Regions from separate parts of the Mus musculus genome. Here regions 1, 3, 4, 5 and 6 are each linked to region 2. The links are chromatin loops, found by intact Hi-C in ENCODE. Cell type or tissue: left cerebral cortex. All regions are shown on one strand. Region 1 overlaps Rgl1 (ral guanine nucleotide dissociation stimulator,-like 1). Region 2 holds the start of Colgalt2 (collagen beta(1-O)galactosyltransferase 2). Region 3 overlaps Colgalt2 (collagen beta(1-O)galactosyltransferase 2). Region 4 overlaps Arpc5 (actin related protein 2/3 complex, subunit 5). Region 5 overlaps Colgalt2 (collagen beta(1-O)galactosyltransferase 2). Region 6 has its middle 3.7 kb from the start of Apobec4.

Region 1 (4,000 bases), 120 kb before region 2:
TTTCCTCCTTTAAAATTTTGTGTGCACCAGTTCTTTCCTTTGAAGTATATAAGCCAGATGTTTTAGTATTAGGTACATTCACGAAGCCCTTATTGCTGCTTATTGAATCACAAACACCAGCTGCCATGAGGGTCAGAGGGAGGCACCTAGGCCCTGAGGAAATCAAGCTCTGTGTGTGTGTGTCTGTGTGTGTGTCTGTGTCTGTGTGTGTGTCTGTGTGTGTCTGTGTGTGTGTGTGTGTGTCTGTGTGTGTGTGTGTGTGTGTCTGTGTCTGTGGGGGTATGTGTGTGTATGTCTGTGGGTGTCTGTGTGTGTCTGTGTGTGTGTGTGTGTGTGTGTGTCTGTGTGTGTCTATGGGTGTGGGTGTGTGTCTGTGTGTGGGTATGTGTCTTTGTGTCTGTGTATGGCTGTGTGTCTGTGGGTGTGGGTGTGTGGGTGTTTGCAGACGCGTGCCAAGCTCCAGCAATCTGCTCCTAGTGAGAGCAGATTTTCTTTTTACAAATGCATGACCTGAGTTTTCTTTCCCTTCTTTCGCCTTTAAAGAGATCACTCAGGACATGGCATTGGGATGTTCCTCTTTCCTGCCACATGAGCTCAGAATCAACTAAGCAGGCAGAGATAAAGAAAAGGAAAACCAGACATGAGGATGAACAGAACACTTGTGCTTTCATCAGAAACTGGTTTTTATTGACACGTGATTTACATACAGTTACGGATCTTAATGTTCACTCAGTTCTTTCAATTTTAAAAGTTTGTATATATCTGTCGGCCACACCAAGACTCCCTGTGACCTTCCACCAGTCAGTCCCCTTTAAGCTTGGGGCTGGTTTTCTAATGCCACAGATACAGGCTTTATGATGAATGCCATCGTTATGTCTCGTTTCTTTTTCTCAGCGCATATGTGAGAGTCTTCTTCACTGGTGGAGGTGTTAGCTCTTCACTTGCTCTCCTTTAGTGGCTCAGAAGGCCTTTGTGGACATAGGTTTTTCATTTCTTTAGCAAATGGTTTGCTGGGTCATAGAATCTCTTGTCCTTTTTTTTCCCCCCAGTGGTCAGTGGGCAGAGTTATAGCCATTTTTTCCTATTGGTTGTAAGCTAATGTTATAGCATTAGGCTGGCACATTGGCCCAGGGCTCATTAATGCCATATACTGTTCATAGTTCCCTCATGTATATTCTTTTATTTGGGATCTTAGCTAGGCTGGAGTGTGATAGGCAGTACGTGTTTCCCCCGTTTTAGTGGGGGGCACTGTGCTCACCACCGTCCACTCTTCACCTGCTCATTCAGAAGTAGTACTAGCACTCAGGAGCCCTGGCTCCTCGTCCTGTTCATATGCCACCTACTCCATCAAGACAGCAAAGGTCAGAGGTCAGGAGATCAGGACACGTGAGCCAAGCTCAATCCAGATGTGTCTGTTGTCTTTGCAGCTGACAAGCCAGGATAAGACCCCCGCTGTGATCCAGAGAGCGATGTCGAAGCACAACCTGGAGTCGGACCCCGCCGAGGAGTATGAGCTGGTGCAGGTCATCTCGGAGGACAAAGGTAGGCGTGCTCTCCACGACAGCAGGTGCCAGCCACACGCACACCCTGCTCAGGTGCTGACAGCAGAAAGGTCATGAAGTGTCTTCCTTTTCATTTGGATCCTAGTGATGGCAGGGGCATATGCACATATTTGTATGAGTGTATGTGTGTGTGGCCAGAACAGTACAAAATGTGTCCTGCTCTCTCTGAGCATGAAGCAAGGCTGGTGGCCAGCAAGCCCAAGCAACCCTGACAGGGGGGTAAAGGGGACGGGGCTCATGCTCACACAGCAAGTGCCCTTATCCACAGATCTGCCTCTCATGCCCCCTGGTGGTGGTATTTAGGTGTGCCAGGGAGACAAGCTATGTCTCGCTTTACAGTAGATCAAGTGTCTGAAGCTGCTACCCACCCCTAACTCTTTGCTATTGTTTCTGGGTTTTCTGTAGAATTCCTCTTGCCCACTGTTTGTGTGCCCCACGAGAAGTCCATTTTCATGAGCAGTCTCTGTGTGTCATGAGTGGGAAGCAGATGGAACCTGTTGGGTCTGGGCAGGTCCTCACACACATCCTTTACTTGACATTGTGATTCTCGGTCCTGTCTGACCCAGAAGCACTCATGCCACAGTGTCAGAATTTTGTTGTTATTTGTTTATTTTCTTTTGGTTTTTAATTCTGGAACTAGAGTTACAGATGGTTATTGGTGCTGGGAATCAAACCCAGGTACTCTGAACGAGCAGCCTGGGCTCTTTAACCTTAAGCCTTCCCTCCAGCTCCAAATCTAGCTATTTTATTTTATTTATTTTATTTTATTTTATTTTATTTTGAAGTGTAGGTTCTGGGGATGAAATTCAGGTCCTTGTGCCTATAAAGCAAGCACTTTTCAGGTGTAGCCATCCCCTGACTGTCATTTGTAATACTTAAATACAGTTGCAGCTAAAATGATAAATCCCCAAAGAGGTCTGTTGAATTGTAGCATGTGGCTTCAGAGTAGTGCAAAAGGAGGCCAGTGGATCTGCAGATCCAGTGGCTCAAAGAGGGAAACCTGGGCTCAGCTCTGCCCCCAGCTGAGTGATCTCAACAAATGCCTTGCTGCCGTCATCCTTAACCAACTCCCTGGAGACAAAAGCTCTCTCTGGTCTCGGTAATTATGAAGTCACCATAAATAATACACTGGAAAGGGCTTTGCAGAAATGCTAACTGCTGTATAGATGGGAGGGCCATTATCGTGGCCCCAAATAGGAGAGCAGGGGTGAGAGGACTCTCTGTGGTGTTAGTCCTTGTGAACACTTGGACACCATGTACCTGTCTTGGAGAGCCTGTTCATCTTGGGCTAGCTGAGGGGTCCCGGTGTGAGGAATTCACCGGAAGCTCACCTCATGCAGCTCTGCAACCCTGCCATTTTCTTTTCTGACCTCACTTCCACAAAACCCAATGTCCACATCTGCCCATTTTATTCTATGGTTTTCAAAACAGAATAAAACAACTTTTCATTGACAGAATTTATTACTTCACTGGTAATAACAACCCTTGTTTATAAACTATGAGTGTTCAGGTGGGCATCACTGGATTTGAATATGACTTAAAAATTAGTGGCATGCATTGTCTTATGTGGATGTGGTTTAGTGTTGAAAGGCAAATGCTGGACAAAACGGTGACTCAAAAAGAATAAATGACCAGATTGATTTGGAATTATGTCAAAAGTACCTTAATTTAATCCAAGTAAAGATGCCTGACAATTGCTGTAGGTCTTGTACACGTGCTTGGACACCCTTAGGCTGTGGGAGTACAGCAGGCTAGCAGGGGTTCTCATTCCAGCTCTGTGGTCCTGGGACCGTCCTGTATTTGGTGTCCCTACCCCTGTACCTTCTTCAAGTTCTAACGTTCTGTATTTGAGCAGTACGCTCATGGGAGGAATTCTGACACCTTGTGCTCAGTTTCAGATAGGGAGTAAGTTTTTTGGGACCAATTATGAGGAAGTATCCACATTGCTTGGTCTAGGTTATAGGCAAGAAACAGAGACTCTACCCAGGCCTTGTGCCTGGGCAGAATTGGCTTCTGCCAGTCAGGGATGGGTTCCCCCAACCCCCACTGACCAGCTGCTGTTTCCTTCTCTTTCCTAGAACTAGTGATCCCGGACTCTGCAAACGTCTTTTACGCCATGAATAGCCAAGTGAACTTTGATTTCATTTTACGCAAAAAGAACTCGGTGGAGGAGCAGGTGAAGTTGCGCAGTCGGACCAGCCTGACTTTGCCCAGGACAGCTAAGCGGGGCTGCTGGAGTAACAGGCACAGCAAGATCACCCTCTGAAAGGGACAGTACACTCCTACTGCCCAAGGCAGAGTGAGGCTGAGCAAAAGCCATGGCGACGCCAACCACCACCCAGTGTTGAGCATCATTGGTGAAAGCGACAGATATTTATAGAATTCAGCTGTGCAGAGAGCACTGTGCAGGGGAGAGTGGAAGTGAATTTGACATTAAA
Region 2 (4,000 bases):
CTGCTATGAAGTAGTATGAAACAAAACTTTTCCTGTGCTCAATCAATCTCTCCAACCCCAAATGCATTTTCCAAAAGCAGAGTTGGTTTGCTTCTCACCTGTGTGTGTGTAGTACAGATCAGATCTAGAATGTTCCATAAGAGAATCACACGGCAAGGAAGTCTGCATGTGACCCATGGCCAGTCTCAATGATGCTGTCAGCTAGGGAGAAATGTTTTGATCTTCAATGATCTAGGAAAAAAATCCTATCCCATGTTCTTCCAGACCTCACAGAGGGTGAAGGAGAAGAAAGTCTGCACCGAGTTACTGAAACACCACTTGGCGAAAGCTAGCATCCCAGACTGTACTCGGCAATGCTTGCTTAGATGCTCTTGGTAGCTCACAGCCACTTTTTAAAGTTACAGAGTAGACATCCTGTTTGGCATCTCAGATGCTGAGTAGGTCTTGGGTTGAAGAAAGAAGAAGGAAGTTTGGCATCTCGGATGCTGAGTAGGTCTTGGGTTGAAGAAAGAAGAAGGAAGCAACTAGTAGAAGATCGTCATGACCACACATTCCACTGCATCGCTGTCTACGTCATAACCTAGAACTCTCCCAGACAAATTCTCTTCTAGAGACTACTTTAAAATTGACTTTTAAAATAGATTTATTCATTTTTCTGTATCTCTGTGTCTCTGAGGCCACATGTGGGTGTGTGTCTGCAGAGGACCAAATGGGGCGCTGGATACCCTGGACCGGGAGATTTGGGTGGCTGTCTGACATGGTCCTGGGAAATGAACTGCAGTCTAGTCCTTTGCAAGAGCAGCAAATGCTCTTAACCACTGAGCCATATCTCTGGCCCCCTAAGAACTGGAATTTCTGTTGATATTTAAGGCATTATATAGGATTTCTAAGAGAACCAAGTGTGCCCAGAGACTAATGCAAAGATTGTCCCTGTCCTCGCCAAGTGTGGGGAATCTTCCTCAGCCTTCTCATACTGGCCGTAAAGGATAAGTGCAGTGACACGGACTGTAAGTGAAGATAAGGGGAAAGAGGCCACGGCAGTCTATGCAGAATTAGAATGGCACTCATCTAAGCAGAACATGTGATCAGGTTCACCCTAAGGTTCATGTGATCAGGAACACCCATGGAATTTAGGATTAGACATCAGCTGCTTGTTGACATCAGTTATATCACAAAATCTATATAGAATTTAAGCTAGTAAGAATTTTTACAGTTGCCAGGCATGGTGGCGCACACCTTTAATCCCAGCACTCGGGAGGCAGATGCAGGCGGATTTCTGAGTTCAAGGCCAACCTGGTCTACAAAGTGAGTTCCAGGACAGCCAGGGCTATACAGAGAAACTCTGTCTCGAAAAACAAAACAACAACAACAACAACAACAACAAAACCAAAAACAACAAAAACAGAAATTTTACAATCATTTACTCCAGCTCTCTTATACTTATGAGAAATCGATGTTTATGGATTCTGTAACATGTGGTCCCAATCACATATGCTATTCTCGGATATTCTAATTTGTAATTTATAGATGTCTGCAAGTTTTGCTTATATTTTGTTCCTAACCTTCCTCCCTTTGAAGAGCAAGCAGTCTGTAGACAAACTCCTGAGAAGATTTTAGTTTTATCTTTTGTGGTAATCCTATCTTCATTGTTACCTGGATTGCATTGGGTTTTAAATCACCAAGGAAAGATACTTCTGGGTGTGGCTATGAAGTTGCTCCCAGCAGGGAAGTGAGACCTACCCAGACTGTAGGCGGCACTGTTCCATGGCTAGGGGTCCTGGGCTAAACCAGAGACAGCAAGTGGATCACCATCTATCTCTCTGCAGTCTGCCTGTTGTTTCAATGGCACCAGCGATCTCACACTTCTGCAACCAAGCCTTTCTCACCATGGTGAACTATACCCTCGAACTTCCTTTCCTTGAGTTGCTTTTGTCAATATACCATTTATTAATTCTGTAGCCTTAAGTGAGTCTCAGTACTCGCTTTTCCTTCTCCTAACTCCTCATGGTAAATACTGTAAGGTTTGAGAACTTATATAGCACATAAAAACCAAAACCATATGTAGACGATTTCTTTTGCAAAGAAAGCGAGACGAAACTTGAGATTTGAAATGCTTCTGGCATGGAAATGGTTAAAACACACACACACACACACACACACACACACAGAGCGCAAATCTGGCTTACCAACGTTCCCACTTTCTTTGCACATAACATGCTCTTCTCCGTGGGAGCAGTCACGTATGGCAGGGTGTATAGGGAAGCAGTGAGCCCACAGAGCTGTACTGTGCCTCTTGTTTGCTTTCGCGCCTCAGTACCTCTGCTACCAGGCACTGTTAGGCTGCCAATTAGCTCCCTGCCTCCTCTCTCCCCACCTCTGCTTTAGGATATGTCTTGTCTGGGGATAGCTCCTTTCAAAAAACATTCCAGGATGGCTCTAGCTTTTAATCTCAGGAATAAGGGAGGATTGCCTAACAATCGGACAGCTTGTCTTCCCTGGCCAGATTTTACTTTCTCTGCAGACCATCTAGAGCTTGCCTGCCCGACTCCACCACGAATGCTTGGATTTAAAGGTGTGGAACTGGATGGACTGAGGTCTACGGGAGGAAGGGACAGACTTCCATTGATTCCCTGTCCTGATCCACAGCAAACACAAAGGGACCAAGCATAGAATTCTTTAGCCTGAAGACAAAACTTGACTGTTTATCCTCCCAATGATGGCTCCAATGGCCCATCATAGACCCTAGGGCACCTCAGTACAGTTTGCATCTGCAGTGGGAACGTGTCTCAGGAGGCTGAACAGGCAGGGACCTTCTGGAGCTCCCAAGAAAAGACCAGCCCACAGTGTGGTGTGATTGGAAAGACTCCAAACAAAGTTTCAAAATCTCCATCCCTGAGTTCAGATAACCCAGGGGAGGACCAGAAGCCGAGTTACTCAGAGAGCAGACTCCTAGCACCTGCAAGTCCGGGTGACTCACTCTCCATCTCCCAAGTCTCTGTGGACCCCTTTCCTGCCTTAGTTAATTAAGTTCTGTGTCTCGCATCTGGAGAAGACACTCTCTCCCAGTAGAAACCAGGAAGAGGAGGGGGATGAGGAAAGTCAAGGTCTCCAGATTCTCGTCCATAGGTTTTCTCATCTCCCTCCCGGCCCCACCACTCTCTCAGTCCAGGACCCACGCGGGCAGCAAGGGAGTGTGCGCAGCAAGCTGCCCTCATCTTCCCCGCGGTGGCCCAGGACCCCTACCCGCTCACCAGATAGCCATCCTGCTCTTGGGGTAGTCCAGCCGTTCCAGGCAGCCGAGGAAGTAAGGCAGCGTATGCGCAGCGTTGCGGGCGAGAACGACCACGAACACCGTGGGTTTCTGCGGGGGCGACTCGGGGAACGCCACCGTTTCCTCTCCGTCCTCATCCGAGTCGGGCTCGGCGGCGAAGCGCGCCCGGCAGCCGAGGCGGAGCAGGGCGGAGGACAGCAGGAACAGCGCGCAGGCGACAGTGGCGAGGCGCGCAGCCATGTTCCGTAGCCGGCGGGAGGCGGCGATGCTGCCAGCGGCGCCGGGGATGCGGCTGCCCCGGGACGGCGGGAGCGTGCACCGGCACTGATTTCTGAGGCTCGCAGGACCCGCCGCCGACCAGCCTTGACCTGAGTCCCCTGTGCACCGACTCCCTGCCACCCGCGCTTGCCCCGCGCTCCGCCCTGCAGACAGGTCGACTCCGGGAGGCTGATCTTCCCGAGTTCCAGGGAAAGTTCCCCTAGTCCAGGCTGCGCTTGTACAGCTGAGGTCTGCGGCTTCCTCCAGAGCTGTGAGGTGTGGCCCTGTCTGCCAATGGGAGAGTGTGTGTGTGTGTGTGTGTGTGTGTGTGTGTGTGTGTGTGTGTGTGTATACATAACGGTACAACCCCAAGAAAATTTATTCTGCTTTTTCTAACCGCAGTCTGAAGTTCTTCACAGTGACGCGATGTATCCAGGGCTTTATAATGCACCTATTGACAGATTAGAGTTC
Region 3 (4,000 bases), 91 kb before region 2:
TGCGGCAGTTTCCTCTGAACTAAAACATTCTGTCCAGGAGGGAGGTTCTTGGGACTCAGGAAGTAAACAACTCGCAAGTCTCAGGAAATTCATGAAACTAACAATCACCTCAACAAGATTCAGCCTCCCGCTCTCTCACAGGAAGCACATGTCCAAATTCTCCATATATCTCAATGTGGTAAAGGAGTTAGGACTTTATTGTTATGACTCATATCTACTCTGCTCAAACTCCTTACCTCGCTTACCACTGTAGCCATTCCCTTATAAACATTCTTAATTTTCTACCATTGATATTTGTTTTACAAGACCCTAAGGCTGGTTATACCCGACTGAGCACTCACTCAGCACCCAAAAGACCATGGCAGGAGACACACCATACAAATTCACCATGTGAGTCACTTCAAAGTGACAAATGGTAATACCAAATTGGCAAATGACCCCATCAGACATGGCTCCAACAGTAAATTCACTTCCCAGTGTTTCAGAGATCTGTTTTATGCCCTGATTTTTCTGGAATTACCAACAGATTTCCCAAGTCCAAGAAAATATACAGAATCCAATTAGATTTTTGCTCTCCCCCAAACCCCCAAACCTAACCACATGCACATCTCTGCTTTGTGCTTTTCTACTTGTTAAGGAAGACAATTCTTGTTTCTACTGAACACAACTGTTAGAGAAGTGGGTCTCAACCTTCCTAATGCTGAGACCCAATTTTATGGTCGAGGATCATGCTGTGATGATCCCCAGCTATAAAATTATTCCATTGCTATTTCATAACTATAGTTTTCTACTCTTATGAATCTTAATATAAATATCTAATAAGCAATGTATCTGATATGTGACGACCCACAGGTTGAGAACTACTGTTTTGCACTATTGTCCTAGGCTATGTCAACTACTAATTTCCCAAGAATTTCAATCTTACAGATACCTTCTGTTCTCCGAGGTAAGGAGTTTGAGCAGAGTAGGGGAATTATCAAGTTCCCCTTTATCTGGGCTCCTTCCCATCAGCACACAGACACACTATAGGACTCTTACCTTAAGCAAACGGACAACACTAAGAAACCAAGTCAAAACAAATACAAATAAAACAAAGCACTCCCAGCAGCTCTGCCCATTTCCTTTATTCACCTGTCATCAAGATTCCATTTTCTCTTCTCTTTGGGCTATTCTAATCAGCTTGTGTCACTATCATTGCATTAAGGTACTTCTTACCAAAATTGGTAACAGAGCTGTCTTTCTCTCTTCCATCTTCTCTTGACAGGGTCTCACTCTGTACTCTAGATTGCTCTGGAACTTGCTATGCAGCTCAGGCCAGCCTGAAACTCTTGAGGCTGCTGCCTCAGCCTCCGAAGTGATAGGATTGCAGGCATGAGCTGCTGTAGCTGGTACAGAGTTCTAGTCTGACATTACTGAGCATCACTGATTTGCCCTCATTTTGCTTGGCTTCCTCACGTCATTTGGCTCTTTCTCAAAACATAACTCCCTTTTCCTTCTCAGCCTTCTGGCTGTTAGTCCACTCTGGGGATCTGTCCTCTTTTGCTTGACTACATGAGGTCACATTGTTTCTTGGCTTCAAATATCCTTTTGGTGTTATGAGTCTTAAATGTCTTTCTCTGTGGAATCTCTTCCCTAAACCCATAGATTCATATATCCACTTATCTCCTGGCCTCTCTATTCAGACTTGAAATAAATATTTCAAGCGTACATGATGGACTCAATGCTAGAGTCATTCTTAATTTTCCCTTTGCTTCATGGGCTGCCTCCAAGCAACTATAAGTACAATGGGCTCTGCCATTAAAATGTACCTTAAGCCTGTCTGTTTCTCATTACCTTCTTGCCACAGCTCAAATCTCAACCACTAACATCTCTTAACATGAACTATGTATTAATTCCTTATACTCTAATACCCATACCACAGCTTGAGTGATCTTTTAAAATACATAAAATCACATCACACCATCTTATGGACTCATGTTGCTCTTAGGATAAAATCCAAATTCCTTGCCATGGCTGGTATGTTCTGCGTTCATCCATGACTTCATGTCCTATCCAGCTCCTTGTTCCTCACCATGTTGGCCCCTGGCCCTGGACCACTCCCAAGGTTTCTTCTCTCTAGTGGTCTTTATATGTATTGTTCTTTCTGCTTGGAATTCATCCCCCAAAGATTCATGCAACTGCTTCCTTAATATATTACCTATGTCTCTGTTAAAATATAAATTCATGGTGCAAGGCTTTGCTTGATTTCCCCATTGCTGAATTCATTATTATGGGAAATTATGCAGTGTGCATGTGCTGAGTTTATATAGCCTGATCCTTTTTTATTAAAACCTTCATTGTTTCCTTAGGATGGATCGTCTACTTCATCTGGACTGTCCAATTAAAGACCATTTCATTCAAGGCACTTCAACCTTTCAAACTGTAGTTTCTTCTAATGCTTTAGCCCACTTTCTTCAGGATGGAAGTCATTGGTCTGCTTGTCTCCTTCCTCATCCTGTGGTGTCCTGACTATATCAGTCTTCTCGTTTGAGGACTCTCACTTCTACCCAACATCAGCTAAAGAAGCCTCAGGGTTGGGTGTGAGCACACAGGCCACAATAACCTCTCTCTATTCTAAATTTCTGTTGTCTTTGCACCTGCTCATTTCACAGCGCACTGTATTGTTAGTGCCATTTAAATATTAGATCTGACTCTTCAATTAAACTGTGAATCTCTGAAAATGGAGTGTTGACTGTAAAATGCTTTGACTTCCTAATACTTGTGATATATGTCACTTCACAAACACACACACACACACACACACACACACACGGAGAGAGAGAGAGAGAGAGAGAGAGAGAGAGAGAGAGAAAGAGAGAGAGAGATTGATTCATAAAATGGCTTCCTAAGGGCTGGTCCAAGAAGTGCTGTCAGTGAGTTAACCCTCTTCTGTCCTTAGCTCATCTTAGTCCATTCAATCATGAATTAGTAACTATGGGAGGTGGTGAGAAGTAGTCTGTGTCCCGAGACTAATATGGTACAAGGGAAATTTATAGATGGAGAGAATGGGAAACAGCTACCCACAGACAACTTGGTGGGTTGGAAAATAAAGTTGTGTGCTTCTCTTTAAAACTTTTGTTTTTAAAGCCTTAGTCCACTTAAAACTAACACCATGCAGACACTGGAGAGTTTTCCACGCCTCTATCCTTGCTCATTCGCCTGTGGCCAACTCTGGCTGTGTCTTCTTACATCTACATCCTGATTTCTATTATTTCATTTAAAAAAGTCTTTCCCACTTCTGTGGCCACTGGTTTAGTTGAGACTTTTACCATCCTCTGCCTAACCTGCCATGTGACATTCTTTTAGCTCTGGTGTAGACCAGCACCCACTGACCCGTGACCCACTCATTTATCCTCTCTTCCTAGAGTGACCTCCCTAAATCTGCATTTCAACCTAACTCCATGTCTTAGCTCAAATTCCTTCAAAATGCCTTCCCTTCAAGGAAAGTCCAATGTCCTCTGCTTCATTAGAGGTCCTCTGCCTGTGCTCCTGGCCATGCTCCAACCTCACTTTCTACTGTCTCCTACCCACTTCCACTGTGGTGAGACACAGAAAAGATTCCCTATGGGAAGCCACCACCAGTACACTCTCCAGAATTAATGGGTCAGTTAGCTTCTCTTCTTTTGCCACCAGTAAGTTTAGTTACTGATGATGAAACATATCAAGTCCAAAATTGTGCTAGACTCAGTGGCACTGGCAACACAGTGGTTGAGGCCATGGGAGTTGGAGGTGCCACGTTTGACTCAAAACTTAATCTGCCATCAGTAGAATGATAGACTCACCTATATTTGAATTTCTTCAGCTTTATTTGGGGGTTAGTAGTTCCCCTTCATGGAGTTATTGTGACAATTATTGAGAGAGTATACAAATGGTATTCAGCATTGTATAAGTTACATCATAAGCTATTATTAAGTTAAAGTTATTACTGCTCTTCTTGTGTTAGTACACACACACACACACA
Region 4 (4,000 bases), 370 kb before region 2:
CTGATGGACTGATGGGAAAATTTAACAATTTATTATAACATTTAAATTTACTTCTTGGTCTTAAAAACTCCTAACCAAAGAAAAAAACTGATTTATGTAATTCTATCTTGTTTGATCTTTCAAGAGTGGTTATTTTCTTAAAAGATCCCTTTTAAAACCATGTAAAACTTTTTAAACTTTCCTACTTACAGACGTTAGATTTACCTATACTTATCTCTGAACTTCTCCTCTGGGAGAGCCTGTTCCAGAAGCACAGGTGTCCCCTTAGGCATTGTCTAAGCAGAGGGGACACGGAAGCCACCCTCTCAGCTGTTCACTGCTCCTTCTGTTCAACACAGTGGGGTCTTCGGAGTTCCTATGGGCGGGGTTTTACATAATGTTTGTACCGCCAACGTTCTCTTCAGTTTAAAGACTGACTGACATTTCCCTATATATCTTTGCATCTAGAGCTATAACCTCCTATCCACAAGCTGCCAAAAAACAAAATCAACAAACAAACAAACAAAACCACATAAAATCAGAAGGGGTAAAATTGAAAATTTAATGATGTTCCTAACAACTTTTAAGGAGCAAAGAAAAAAAATTCCCCAATATAAAGTTTTGTGGCTGCAATAATTATTATGTTTTTACATATTACTCTTCAATTAAGGTTCTTAGGTTCCTGAGATGTAGGCTTTTACAGGGCTTTGCTTAGCCTGCATTTTAAACAATAAACAACTAAGCAGTTCCCTAAGAATCAGTGGAGGGCTGATGTAGGGATGTAAGCTACAAAGCTCTTCTGAGAGATTTGGCAATGCTTTGTGTATCAAAAGTCTTTAAAAAATGTCATTTTTGTGCTAGCATTTCTCTTCTGGGAATTTTATTGACATAAATAATTAAGATTTAAAATGATCAATTTTAGCAGGAAAAACTAGAAAATCTAACATGCAATAACAGGGATCAGTTGCATATAAGATGTTACATACTAGTGTATAGCAGTTAAATGCCACAGAAATAATCTATTGCTAAGGAAAGAAGATCATGTACATGACTACACAGCTGGAGTGTAAGATTCTATTTATTTTTTAAAAGAGCACAAACCCTTGTAGAAACTCCTTAGGTGTGCAGCGATACCATATAAGGCAGTGACTGAGACCCAAGGAATAGCATGGAGATCACCTTTTTAAGCTTGCATGCTTTGTTTTCTATAATATTTACAAAATTAGGAAAAACTATAAGACCCAAGGAAGTAGGACAGAGATCACCTTTTTAAGGTCACGCATGCTTTGTTTTCTATAATATTTAATATTTACAAAATTAGGAAATCAAGAAGCAGCTGTGTGTGTTTGGCAAATTTATTTTTCAAGCCCATTTAAATCCAACCTGAGTGGATTCCTCCTGAAGCACACGCAGAAGTGATGGCTCTATCCTTTAAATTTACTGCACTCCACACGGCACTCTCCTAACTCTACATTTCAGGGCTATTTTTTTCATGACATTTTTACTTGTCACAAGCTCCCTTTAAAGCTGGACGTGGTGGCATATACCTTTAATCCCAGTGGAGGCAGGAGATCTCCTGAGTTTCAGACCAGGTTATAGACTGCGGTTCAGTCTCAAAAGTCACACTGTAAACTCTTGTGTCAAGGACAGGAAATAGGTACAATGTTGACTGTGGGGCATCAAAGGACTTTGCTAATAGTGAAACAGAAGAGATTAATGCTGTAGTCTGAAACTCACCTTCACTGCCTGGCTCTTTGTGTTAATAGGGGGGTTTTTCAGAGCAGCCTGGAGAGCAGCTGTCATGTTTCCTGTAACGAAGGTTAAGGGTGGAACAGAAAAGGATGGCCCCTGCTTTACAGGAATATTGGTTTTTGACTTGACTTTCTGCACAGTAACAAAAGTTACTATGGTCATTATGTTCGATATTAGAAACTGCATGGGTGTGTTTCCCACATGTCAACCAATGGTAAAAATACTGGAATTAAACAATAGATTTAAAAAAAAAAAGCAAAGACTGTTTTGACCTCAGTTCTATCAGTCAAATAGATTACACTTTCCAGTGAGATACACGCAATTGTCTAGATGGGTATTCAAGAAATCTTAAGACTATGTGTTAAGAATTATTAGGTCACCAAATGATGCAGTTTACCAACAAAGTATACCACTTGTCTGTGTGACTCTTGCTGGAAAACAACCCTAGACTTTATACTGAAACTACACTGTGTATTAACTGAAATGCTGGCTGATTATTCTGGCAATCAGAATGGAAGAATAGCTTAATATGAACAGGGCTCTGGATGATGTAGTAACCCGCACGACCTGTAGGTGGCAGCTTACTTTATTTCCTACAGGTTATTCAAACTGGGCTGGACCATCCATACCTACTCAGTCTCTGAAAGCACTGGTGAGTTAGCAAGCAGGGGAAACGGAAGGCCAATCAGACTGTCAGAACAGACAGTCATTTCCCTAAAAGGAGAAACAGAGTCACTGGTTCCTCCATCTGTAGTACCCGACCAATCTGAAGTCTCTCCTAGTTAGAACCAGAGACAATATCTTTATATTTTAAAATGGATTGACAAAAAGGTAGACTGAATTGATAATGAACACAGCAGTAGGAATCACCAGAAATTACCTAAAATACATTAGTTTAATAAAATATCATATATCCACCATAAAGACTAAAAAAAAAAAAAAAAAAAAAAAAAAAAAAAAACCCAAACAAACAAAGAATAAGCTCACCATTTCTGTGCAAAGGGTCTAATAAAAAATTATCTACAGTAGGTAATAAACTACTGTCAAGCCTGCATGGTCTTTTAAAGAAAAAAAAAACCCAAGTATTTTAACAAATAATCAAATTAGTAACAACTGTGAAAGTTATGGTAATGAAAGTTAAACCTATACTGCACATATATGTACGTTTGATGCTGTGGTTACCACTGTTTTTGCTCACTTTCTTCATTATAATCTAGTAGAAAATTGATGAGGGGAGAGCTGTATGAACAGACTTAATGAATACGATTTTTCTAAAGCTCCAGTTTGGATTTTTGTAACATTCTATTTTTCTAAGGGATCGATGCAAATGAATTTCGAGGTTATGAATATTCAGATATGCAAACCAAGGAACCAGGAACTGACAGCCATGTTTTAACTAGAAGGGAAACAATTTCAGAAAAACAATGTTGATTTATAGAACCGACTCATTCTCTGCTTTATTCACTGGGGTTCATCTTATATTATTCCCAGGGATTCTCTGCATGCATTCGCTATCCCTTTTTTAGTGGCCTTTTCTTAGCAGGTGAAAGGTTCCAAGCTTTAACTGGGAATTTTGGAGAAGAAAACTCCCTTCGGCTCGTTCATGAATTATAATGCCACCTTGCCAAAGCCCTTCTCTCTTAATAAACAATGCTGCCGATGAAATAGCCCCGGGGCTGAATGTACCGAGGGCCTCGATTTGCGAACCGCTCCATCTCTCCTGGCTAGGGATAAACTATCCCCGCTCCGCCAACCACACACACCGGACAGGAAAGCAAGACTCCAAGCGGGACGCCCGTGTCCCCACCGGGCAGAGACTGGCTCAGGTGCCCACTAGGACACCAGCGGTGCCCCGGGGAGGGCGCGGCCGCTTAGGACCGCGCACCTGAGGAATCGGGGCGCCGCCGGTAAGTTCGCCGGCGCGGCCGCGGGGTACAGGCGGCCTGCTGGCCCCGGGAGCTCCTGTCCTCCGTCCCCACCTAGAGCCGGGCACAGCCGGTCGCGTGGCCCCGCGTCCCCACAACCCCCGGCCGCCGCGAGCGTAAGGATATTGCCGTAGGCACGAGTCCACCTCGCCCTCGTCGGGCCCGGCCTGGCCATCGCCGCCGTCCTCCTCGTCCACGAACTTGTTCTCGTCATATTCGTCCACGTCCACCTTCCGGAAGCGGGCCGACGACACCGTGTTCTTCGACATCCCGGATCGCGACGCGACGCTGGCCTGCCCCTCCGCGGTGCCTCTCCTTTAGCGAGCCCAGCCCGGTCCGACTCA
Region 5 (4,000 bases), 110 kb before region 2:
CTGATGTGACAGCTTGGGGTGCCATTTCTTGGATGAGAATATGAGCCATGTTGCCACACCAGTGTGGCTAACCGCATTCTCTAGCTAGTGAGCAGAACTGGGCATTTGGACTGAAGTTTAACCTAGATATTCCAGTAATGGCTTCCTAGGGAATTTGGTTTTTAATTTCTCTGTTCTTCACTATACAAATGATATAATTTTGATGAGTCACATCAAACCACTTGATTAGATGACTGCCATCTCTACAAAACAAAACCCCAAACTGGAGCAAACAGATGAGTAGCCCTTTAGAAAATCCAGACAGTGATGAACCTTGCAGACCACACACCCAGGAAGCTTTCAGAGTTCGTCTCTTGAAGGCACAGTGTCCAGGGAAGTTGGCGGTGGAAGTGCTTCCGTGTTCTTGGCGGTGCTGCGGATGTGTCCTTGCTTCCGGGATTTCCAGGAGTGTGTCCTGTCCCAGTCAGTGGCCACTGTCTCATTGTCCCAGATGGTTGACGTTTCTGTGTCGCTCAGATAGCCTGGCTGGCCTGTGTAGTGCGTAGGGTAGATGAGCAGAGGCTCTGCGGAGAAGGCTTTCAAGTCCCTGGACTCATAATACTCCTTGTACTCAGCCCTGTAAACAAGAGGTGCACAGCCACATGAGGGGCGGAAAGAAGTCTCAGGGAATGGGGAAGGCAGAGAGCCCTGCTTGTCATCTCTGAAACTGCCTGGGTACATTTCTTGCTTTTGTAAAGTTCTATCGATTGTGGAGAACCTTAGACTACAAACACAAAAAGGATTTCTTTAAAGTGTTGAGAAGGTCTGTAGAGACAAGCAAAACCGGTTGCGGTTGGGTAGAACAGTTTAGTGAAAGAGCTTCAAGTCTTACTCTGAAAGGTAAGACATCAACTCTATTGGACTCACAGCGATAAATAAACATGACCAATTCTCAATCAGTGTTCCATTCCTGTTTCCACTGATAAAGAAATGAGGACATCTGAGACCTGGAGAGCCACAATGGGGTAAGGGACATGGAGAAGGTTTGGAGGCATGCTAGCTGGCCATCGCACCCCAGTTCTTGCTTGCTGCCCTGGCTCTATGCAGTTGTAAAACTAGAGGGACATCTTTGCTTCCTCCAAGGGTTCCTTGAAAGTTACGTGAAGGATATCTATACAGTATCTTTGTCCACAGGAGAATTAAGTGCTATGTTCCTTTCTGTTTCAGGAGATAGTGGCTTGACTCTATATCTCTGTCAGTATACAGAGGTAACGCATATTGTGTAAAAGATGGCAGATAGCTCCATCTTTACTGGTGACAAGATAAAATGATCAAGCTGTATCGTGGGGACCTCAACAGCTAAAAGGAAGGTCCGAGTTGGAGATCACTTAGCAACTGAGAGAAGGGATCAAGGTCAGAACCTGGCCTCCTGCTCCACTCATGATTTTAGGACACATTGCTTCAGCAGCTATTACAAATACTCTAAGGGTCTAAGAGATGTGTGGCTATTTCTGCCTCTAAGAATTTATAGCCCACTGTGAGGACTAACAGGTAACTGCCATTTACTAGACCCTTTGATAAGTATCGGGTCAGTCAGCAGGGCCTTGGGCATTGAGTACTGTATTCCTCCTTTCTTGGATATCTGGCTCAGATGCCATCTTCTCTTCCCCTGAATTTCTTGCCACCTCCATGACTATGAGTGAGCGTCATGAGACATCATGATGATTTGTTCACGGGTCTGTGTTATCTCCCTGGGTTTGAATACTAAGAGGATGTGTACTCTACTACCTAGTGCTACACACATGGGGTGAGCAGAGTGAAGCTAGAATAAATCTAGGGTGGCCTAAGAAAGATGACCTTTAGCTTCAGTTATGTGAAGTTAGAAAGTCAGAAGAACATAGACAAGTAGATTCTGAGCAGACCATTATCCTGTGCACTGAGTAATGAAGAGGATGTTAGACAAGGCAGTTACCTCCTCTGTCTCATCCTTTCTGTCCATTCAAAGATCTACTAAACTTTTCCAGGTTATAATTATGAAAGGATTCTTTAGGAAACCCATACAACTATAAAAACACCAAGTTCCACCCAGGAGGCTAAGTTTGTGAACAGTATGTGACCAAGGGACAGGTGGCCATGGAAGGAGACTTACACAGGATGCTTGTTGTACATGATTGGCAGAAACTCATCCACTGGCAACATCTTCCCAAAGGGATCGGCTCCGACAAGCTTCTGTGCTCCTTCCAGGGAAATGGCGTAGCCCAGGGTCCAGTAGGAATAATCAGCTTCGACGAGATTTACAACATTGGGCACTGCCTTCTCTGGCTCTTTGACTTGCATTCTTTTTCGACCGATGTAACTGTAAGGAGATGGAAAGAAGAGAAGAGTTCCAAGTTGAATATTAGAATATTGAATATTATAAGAATAGAGCACATACTTAGTTTTAAAAGATGTTTTAAAGCCTGGACTCTTGTGTCTTTTCCTAATGCATACCACCACAGAGATCATTCTAGCAGTATCCATAATTGCTATTGGTCCTTATAAAGTCAGTTTTCCAACTCCATTTATCGGCACCCCAACTATTCAGGCCTGGTGGTCTGTCTTTAAGCCAGAAAAGGAAGATGCAAAGAGATGAAAAAGTTGCTTGGATGATTTCCCTGGGAAGATAGTTCCAGCTGTGTTTACAGAGGTTGGAAAGGAACAAAAAAAGCCAGATGTGAGAATCTTGAGTTTGTTGTCTTCATGCCTTCATGTCCCCAGAGCTTCTGCCTCAGATGCTTTCTGTACCACTTTCCATGTGCAGGCGCTAAACAGCATAGAAAAGGCTGTGAGTGAGAACGAGTCTGCGGTAGAGAACCTAGAGACCCAAGAGGAGCCCCAACGGGTTCCCTCTGGGGAGTCTGAATGACGACTCTGAAAGTCTTTCCCCTATACACTCTGCTCATGCACTGAAGAAGACATGGAGATCCAAGGAATAAGAACATATTCAGCTTTCAGCTCTTCTAGGAACCTCAAGCAGATGTTCTCAGAGTCAGACTTTCTCAAGTGCAGTAGAGATAAAACTTGTGCCCAGTCCCGACTGACCCATCTCTAACACAACTCCTACATGTAAAGTTGAGGAGACATCAAGGAAGAAAGGGTGGAGAGATTGTAAGAATCTGAGGTATGGGATATCTGCTATGAGGTTGCATCTCCTAGGAGTGTAAGGGAAGCTACACCCACGAAATCTCAACAACATGGCTGCTTAAACAAGACCTGAATAAGTACAATACCAATACACAACAGATGGGGGAAAATCTTGTGGGTTTTCAGCCCTAGATAAAGAATGACAGGAAACTTAGGAATACTGAGAGCAGGAGGCTCCCCAGCCCTGGGAAGAATCTCTTGTCTTAGTTACGGTTTTACTGATGTGAACAGACACCATGACCAAGACAACTCTTATAAATGACATCATTTAATTGGGGCTGGCTTACAGGTTCATAATTGTCAAGGTGGGAGCATGGCAGCATCCAGACAGGCATGGTGCAGGAGGAGATGAGAGTTCTACATCTTCATCTAAGGCTGCTAGCAGAATACTCACTCCCAAGCAGCTAGGACTAGGGTATTAAAGCCCACACCCACATTGACACACCTACTCCAACAAGGCCACACCTTCTAATAGTACCACTTTCTGGGCCAAGCATATACAAACCATAACACCCTCAAATTGGATATTCAATACCAGGTGGTCAGCCCTAAAATCATATATGTACCTGTAACATTCTATAGCTAAAACACACACACACACACACACACACACACACACACACACACACACACGGATATATATATCTCCATAGATGCAGAAGGGCTGAAGAACAGTAACTTTTGGAGGCTAGAACTGTGATCTTAACAGACTGTTCAGAATATGGATCATGTGACTCAACTGACAGGGGAAGGCCTCCTTTTTATTACATAGTATGATTTTTGAGGTTTATTTCCTAGTTAGTTGCATCATTGCTGGGTTTCTTTTTAAATTCTTTTC
Region 6 (4,000 bases), 350 kb before region 2:
TGGTGGGTTAGATACTCACTAAATCATGTCCTAAAGAATGTTAAACCAGGCTGGGCAGTGGTGGCGCATACCTTTAATCCCAGCACTTGGGAGGCAGAGGTAGGAGGATTTCTGAGTTCGAGGCCAGCCTGGTCTACAGAGTGAGTTCCAGGACAGCCAGGGCTACACAGAGAAACCCTGTCTCGAAAAACTAAAAAAAAAAAAAAAAAAAAAAGAATGTTAAGCCAGAAGCAGCAGCAAACATGCACCATGTAATACATCCACTTGTGTACTTGGGTGGTTTTAGGAAGCTCACTGATATTTAAAATATATATTAAATTTCTAATTATCACATAACAATGGAAGATACTTATGTGTAATGATTAGGCTAATTGGTATAACCATCTTAGTTAGGGTTTTACTGCTGTGAACAGCCACCATGACCAAGGCAACTCTTATATAAGGACAACATTTAATTGGGGCTGGCTTAGAGGTTCAGAGGTTCAGTCCATTATCATCAAGGTGGAAGTATGGCAGCATCCAGGCAGGCATGGCGCAGGAGGAGCTGAGAGTTCTACATCTTCGTCTGAAGGCTGCTATCAGAATACTGACTTCCAGGCAGCTAGGACTAGGGTATCAAAGCCCATGCCCACAGTGACACACATATTCCAACAAGGCTACATCTCCTAATAGTGCCACTCCCTGGGCCAAACATATATAAACCATCACACTGTCACTTCAAATATTTATTATTTCTTTCTGTTGGAAACATTTGAAGTCTTCACATACTTTTGCAGCACACAATTAACTGTGGAATGTTAGAGGTTGTCCTTTTATCTCGTCGGACCGGACTCTGTACCTTGCCAGTCTCCTCACTACACTCCTTTCCTTTTGCTTCCCAGACTTTAGTGAGTAGTCAGGTGCCCTTGCATCTTCAGAGGACAGCCTTGTGTGTGGCCTGCCTTGCTTGAGAAAGGGCTTCAGTGTTTACTGCCACCATCTCTGGGTTTGCTGGCCTTGGAGCTTTCTGTGATTCCCCTGCCTCTGCCTCCGATGTCTCGGAGGACATGTTGAATACGGATGCTTGCCCTGCCTCTGCCTCCGATGTCTCGGAGGACATGCTGAATATGGATGCTTGTGCTGCTGCATCTGGCTTTTACATGGATTCTAAGGATAACCCTGAACTTTGTTTGTCCAAAGGAAACAAACACCACCACCACCAGCAGCAAAAGAAAGTTCTGCCCATAGTTCTGAAGCAGAACATTGCTGGTGGATGCTTAGCAGGAGGGAGAAGCTGCTGTCTCAGTCCGCCTCCCAGTTTCATAATCTTTCTGTTGTGTTTTTAAAGATTTATTTTACTTATAATGAGTGCACTGTCTCTGTCTTTGGACACATCAGAAGAGGGCATCAGATCTCAGTACAGATGGTTGTGAGCCACCATGTGGTTGCTGGGAATTGAACTCAGGACCTCTGGAAGAGCAGTCAGTACTCTTAACTGCTGAGCCATCTTTCCAGCTCCCTCATAATCATTCTGATGAACTATGTGCATCATCCATATCAAAGTATGTAGTTGTAATAAAGATTATAGAATTCGGATTTAAAAAGACCTTTACTCGGTTGGATATTTTAGTCAGTGATCGGCAGCCTGATTTGGGATATAGCCAAGATAGCTGCGCTTATGAAGGCTGCATAGGAGGTAATGCTCTTTTTGGGTGACAGAGTAATTTATATTTTATGGCTCCTGTTATTAACTTTTATTAGAGCACATCGTATTTAATTAATCACATAATCTATCTTGTGTTTCAGTTTGGTATAATCTCTCAATGCTCAAACCTACATAGTAAGTCACAGGGAAATGGGACTTGGATTTAAAAAGCAAGCCTGAGGTGAAGAAAGGCAGAGGACTCAGGAGGCTTTGTGGAGCTTGCCAGGTAGTTTGATGGAAGAGAGAGAAAGGAGAGGGTGGGCAGAAAGGAGGAGAAGACAGAAAAGCCAGGATCCTGGGCATGGTGGTTCAGGCCTGTGACCCCAGCAATAGGAACACAAAGGCAAGAGGATCAGGAGGAGTTTGGGATTATCATTGCTTATGTAGGCAGTTCTAGGCCAACCTGGGCTACACAAGACCTTATCTCAAAGAGGGGTGGGAGGAGCAAAAGATGGATCTTCTCATTTGAATTTGTAGATAAAATGGCCACAGGGTGGCAGCACAGTCCAAACTCCGGGACTGGTTGGCGGACACTTTAGCATTCTTCCTTGTGGATTTCTCTCATTGTCCAGGAGCAGCAAGCAGCAAATGCTGCGGATTAAAGGTGACTTCCCTGAAGGAGAGGGAAGGGTAGGGAAAGGTGCCACCGTGACCTCTGCACAGTACGCTCCAAAGAAGGCTTCAAACTGGCAGGACTCACTTAACATTCCAACCATAAATACAACTAAACTAGATCTAAAACACAATCATTCTTAAATGTAATACAAATTATTTTATGAAAGAACAAAATGGCAAATAAAACATAAGACCATTTTTCTACAATCAGTCCAACTGATCTGTACATTAAAAAAAATGAGTGCTTAATAAATGTATGCAGAATGCTTACCTGTTTTTTGGCACTGAGACTTGACCCCACAGCCTTGGGTGTGTGAGGTGAGCACTCCACCTCGGAACCGTGTGCCCAGCCCTGGCTTTGCCTTGGTAGTGTGTCCTTCTGTTGTTTAGCTGAGAAATGGTCACCAAGACCTGTGTGGTCAAGATTATACCCTAGGTTTCTCCCAGGCGTTTTAGTTTCCAGTCCCAGTAGCTAGATCTTTAATCCGTTTTAAGATTGTGTGCGTGTGCATGTGTGTGTGTGTGTGTGTGTGCAGTGTGGGACAGAGCTCCAGTTTCAGCCTGTAGCTTGTGGATAGTCCAGCTTTCCCAGTAACATTTGTTGACTAGAGCAGCACCTCCCACCCTGGTGGTGTGGTACCCTTGCTGAAAATCATTTGAGCATCTATGTCAAAGTTCATTTTGGGCCTCTGTATTCTGTTTTATTGGTACGTCTCTGTATGTCTTCCATTGTGTAAATACCAACAGAACAAAGAAAATAATTCTCTTTGTAGAAGAATAGAATAGAAAAAGGCATAGAATTACAAAAATGATACATGATGATTATTGAAAGTATGTGCATTGTTAATTAACATTGAGATTCACTGTGACTCTCATCAAACCCATGGAGTAGAAATATGTATGTTTTAAATGGTGTGTGTGGCTGGGCAGTGGTGGTGCACGCCTTTAATCCCAGCACTTGGGAGGCAGAGGCAGGTCTCTGAGTTCGAGGCCAGCCTGGTCTACAGAGTGAGTTCCAGGATGGCCAGGGCTACACAGAGAAACCCTGTCTCAGGGGTGGGGGGTGGGGGGAAGGTGTGTGTGAGCACACGTGCACACACACACGTGATGCACATCATGGTGAGTGTGTGGAGGTCAGAGGGCAGTTGGTTAGATGGTAGTGGGTTCTCTCCTTTTTCTTGTTTCATCAGGGTCTCGGGTTATCTCTGCTTCTGTACTGCATGCGTGTTCCAGGCTAGCTGCCTCACGAGCTCTGTGTGAGTCTCCTGTCTCCACTTCTCATCTTAGAATAGGGATGTGGGCTACAGATGTGGAGCATTGCACCTGTAATGTGCTGAGAATTGACCTGGCCTCTGCAGGTTTGCTTGGCTAGCAGTTTTAGTCTACCGTGATGTCTTTCTGGTCCTTAAACTCTATATTTACTGTTCTATGTACACATATTTTATAAACACTTTGTATTAGCGTGTTCATTTTCAAAATCTTTATTGTGACCAATCGGCTTGCTTTATCTGCTTAGTCTGTGTTGAATCAGTGTCAACACTAGTTAGAGGACATGATGTAGCTAACCTGTTGATATATTTTTGTTGAAAAGCATCATAACAAAGAAAACCAGTCAAAGAGGTGTTGATAGACACACAGGAAGACATTTTAGAGCAGTGTCAGGAGCTAAGGGTACCAATTCTAAATATTCATTTGAAATGG

Evidence for each region. A loop is a pair of places that touch in the nucleus more often than their neighbours do. Peaks named below come from ENCODE experiments on the same cell type or tissue, not always from the same donor. Only the 100,000 strongest peaks of a DNase experiment are listed, where the experiment ranks them.
Region 1: it touches region 2 in a loop (2.4-fold over the local background); 9 of 42 quality-filtered maps call a loop at or near these places.
Region 3: a loop joins it to region 2, with 2.6 times the contacts of the local background. A loop is called at or near these places in 6 of 42 quality-filtered maps.
Region 4: it touches region 2 in a loop (2.5-fold over the local background); 5 of 42 quality-filtered maps call a loop at or near these places.
Region 5: a loop joins it to region 2, with 2.6 times the contacts of the local background. A loop is called at or near these places in 12 of 42 quality-filtered maps.
Region 6: it touches region 2 in a loop (2.7-fold over the local background); 3 of 42 quality-filtered maps call a loop at or near these places.

The regions. Positions count from the first base shown.
Region 1 is chr1:152,518,837-152,522,836 of GRCm38, reverse strand. It overlaps Rgl1 (ral guanine nucleotide dissociation stimulator,-like 1), which reads left to right. Exons shown (of 18, transcript NM_016846.4): 17 at 1,428-1,542; 18 at 3,641-4,000. The coding sequence ends at 3,828. Among named protein-coding and RNA genes, the nearest start is that of Gm51749, 19 kb to the left of the region's middle. In left cerebral cortex, a CTCF peak has its summit at 1,848 (motif pointing left); DNase peaks (open chromatin) are centred at 427 and 1,859.
Region 2 is chr1:152,399,649-152,403,648 of GRCm38, reverse strand. It overlaps Colgalt2 (collagen beta(1-O)galactosyltransferase 2), which reads right to left and starts at 3,782. Exons shown (of 12, transcript NM_177756.4): 1 at 3,252-3,782. The coding sequence starts at 3,511. In left cerebral cortex, CTCF peaks have their summits at 1,749 and 3,568; DNase peaks (open chromatin) are centred at 2,298, 2,795, 3,458, 3,746 and 1 more place; H3K4me3 peaks cover 1,661 bases; H3K27ac peaks cover 1,006 bases.
Region 3 is chr1:152,490,518-152,494,517 of GRCm38, reverse strand. The region is part of intron 6 of Colgalt2 (collagen beta(1-O)galactosyltransferase 2); the gene reads right to left. Among named protein-coding and RNA genes, the nearest start is that of Gm51749, 48 kb to the left of the region's middle. In left cerebral cortex, no CTCF peak of the experiment used is centred here; no DNase peak of the experiment used is centred here.
Region 4 is chr1:152,766,650-152,770,649 of GRCm38, reverse strand. Arpc5 (actin related protein 2/3 complex, subunit 5) reads right to left here. Exons shown (of 4, transcript NM_026369.2): 1 at 3,783-4,000; 2 at 1,717-1,789. The coding sequence starts at 3,925. Among named protein-coding and RNA genes, the nearest start is that of Arpc5, 2.1 kb to the right of the region's middle. In left cerebral cortex, a CTCF peak has its summit at 2,301 (motif pointing right); DNase peaks (open chromatin) are centred at 2,332, 3,143 and 3,437; H3K4me3 peaks cover 2,303 bases; H3K27ac peaks cover 1,097 bases.
Region 5 is chr1:152,505,128-152,509,127 of GRCm38, reverse strand. It overlaps Colgalt2 (collagen beta(1-O)galactosyltransferase 2), which reads right to left. Exons shown (of 12, transcript NM_177756.4): 11 at 2,129-2,335; 12 at 1-616. The coding sequence ends at 340. Among named protein-coding and RNA genes, the nearest start is that of Gm51749, 33 kb to the left of the region's middle. In left cerebral cortex, no CTCF peak of the experiment used is centred here; no DNase peak of the experiment used is centred here.
Region 6 is chr1:152,744,835-152,748,834 of GRCm38, reverse strand. It overlaps a transcript of Rgl1 not described here. Among named protein-coding and RNA genes, the nearest start is that of Apobec4, 3.7 kb to the left of the region's middle. In left cerebral cortex, a CTCF peak has its summit at 2,176 (motif pointing right); a DNase peak (open chromatin) is centred at 2,185.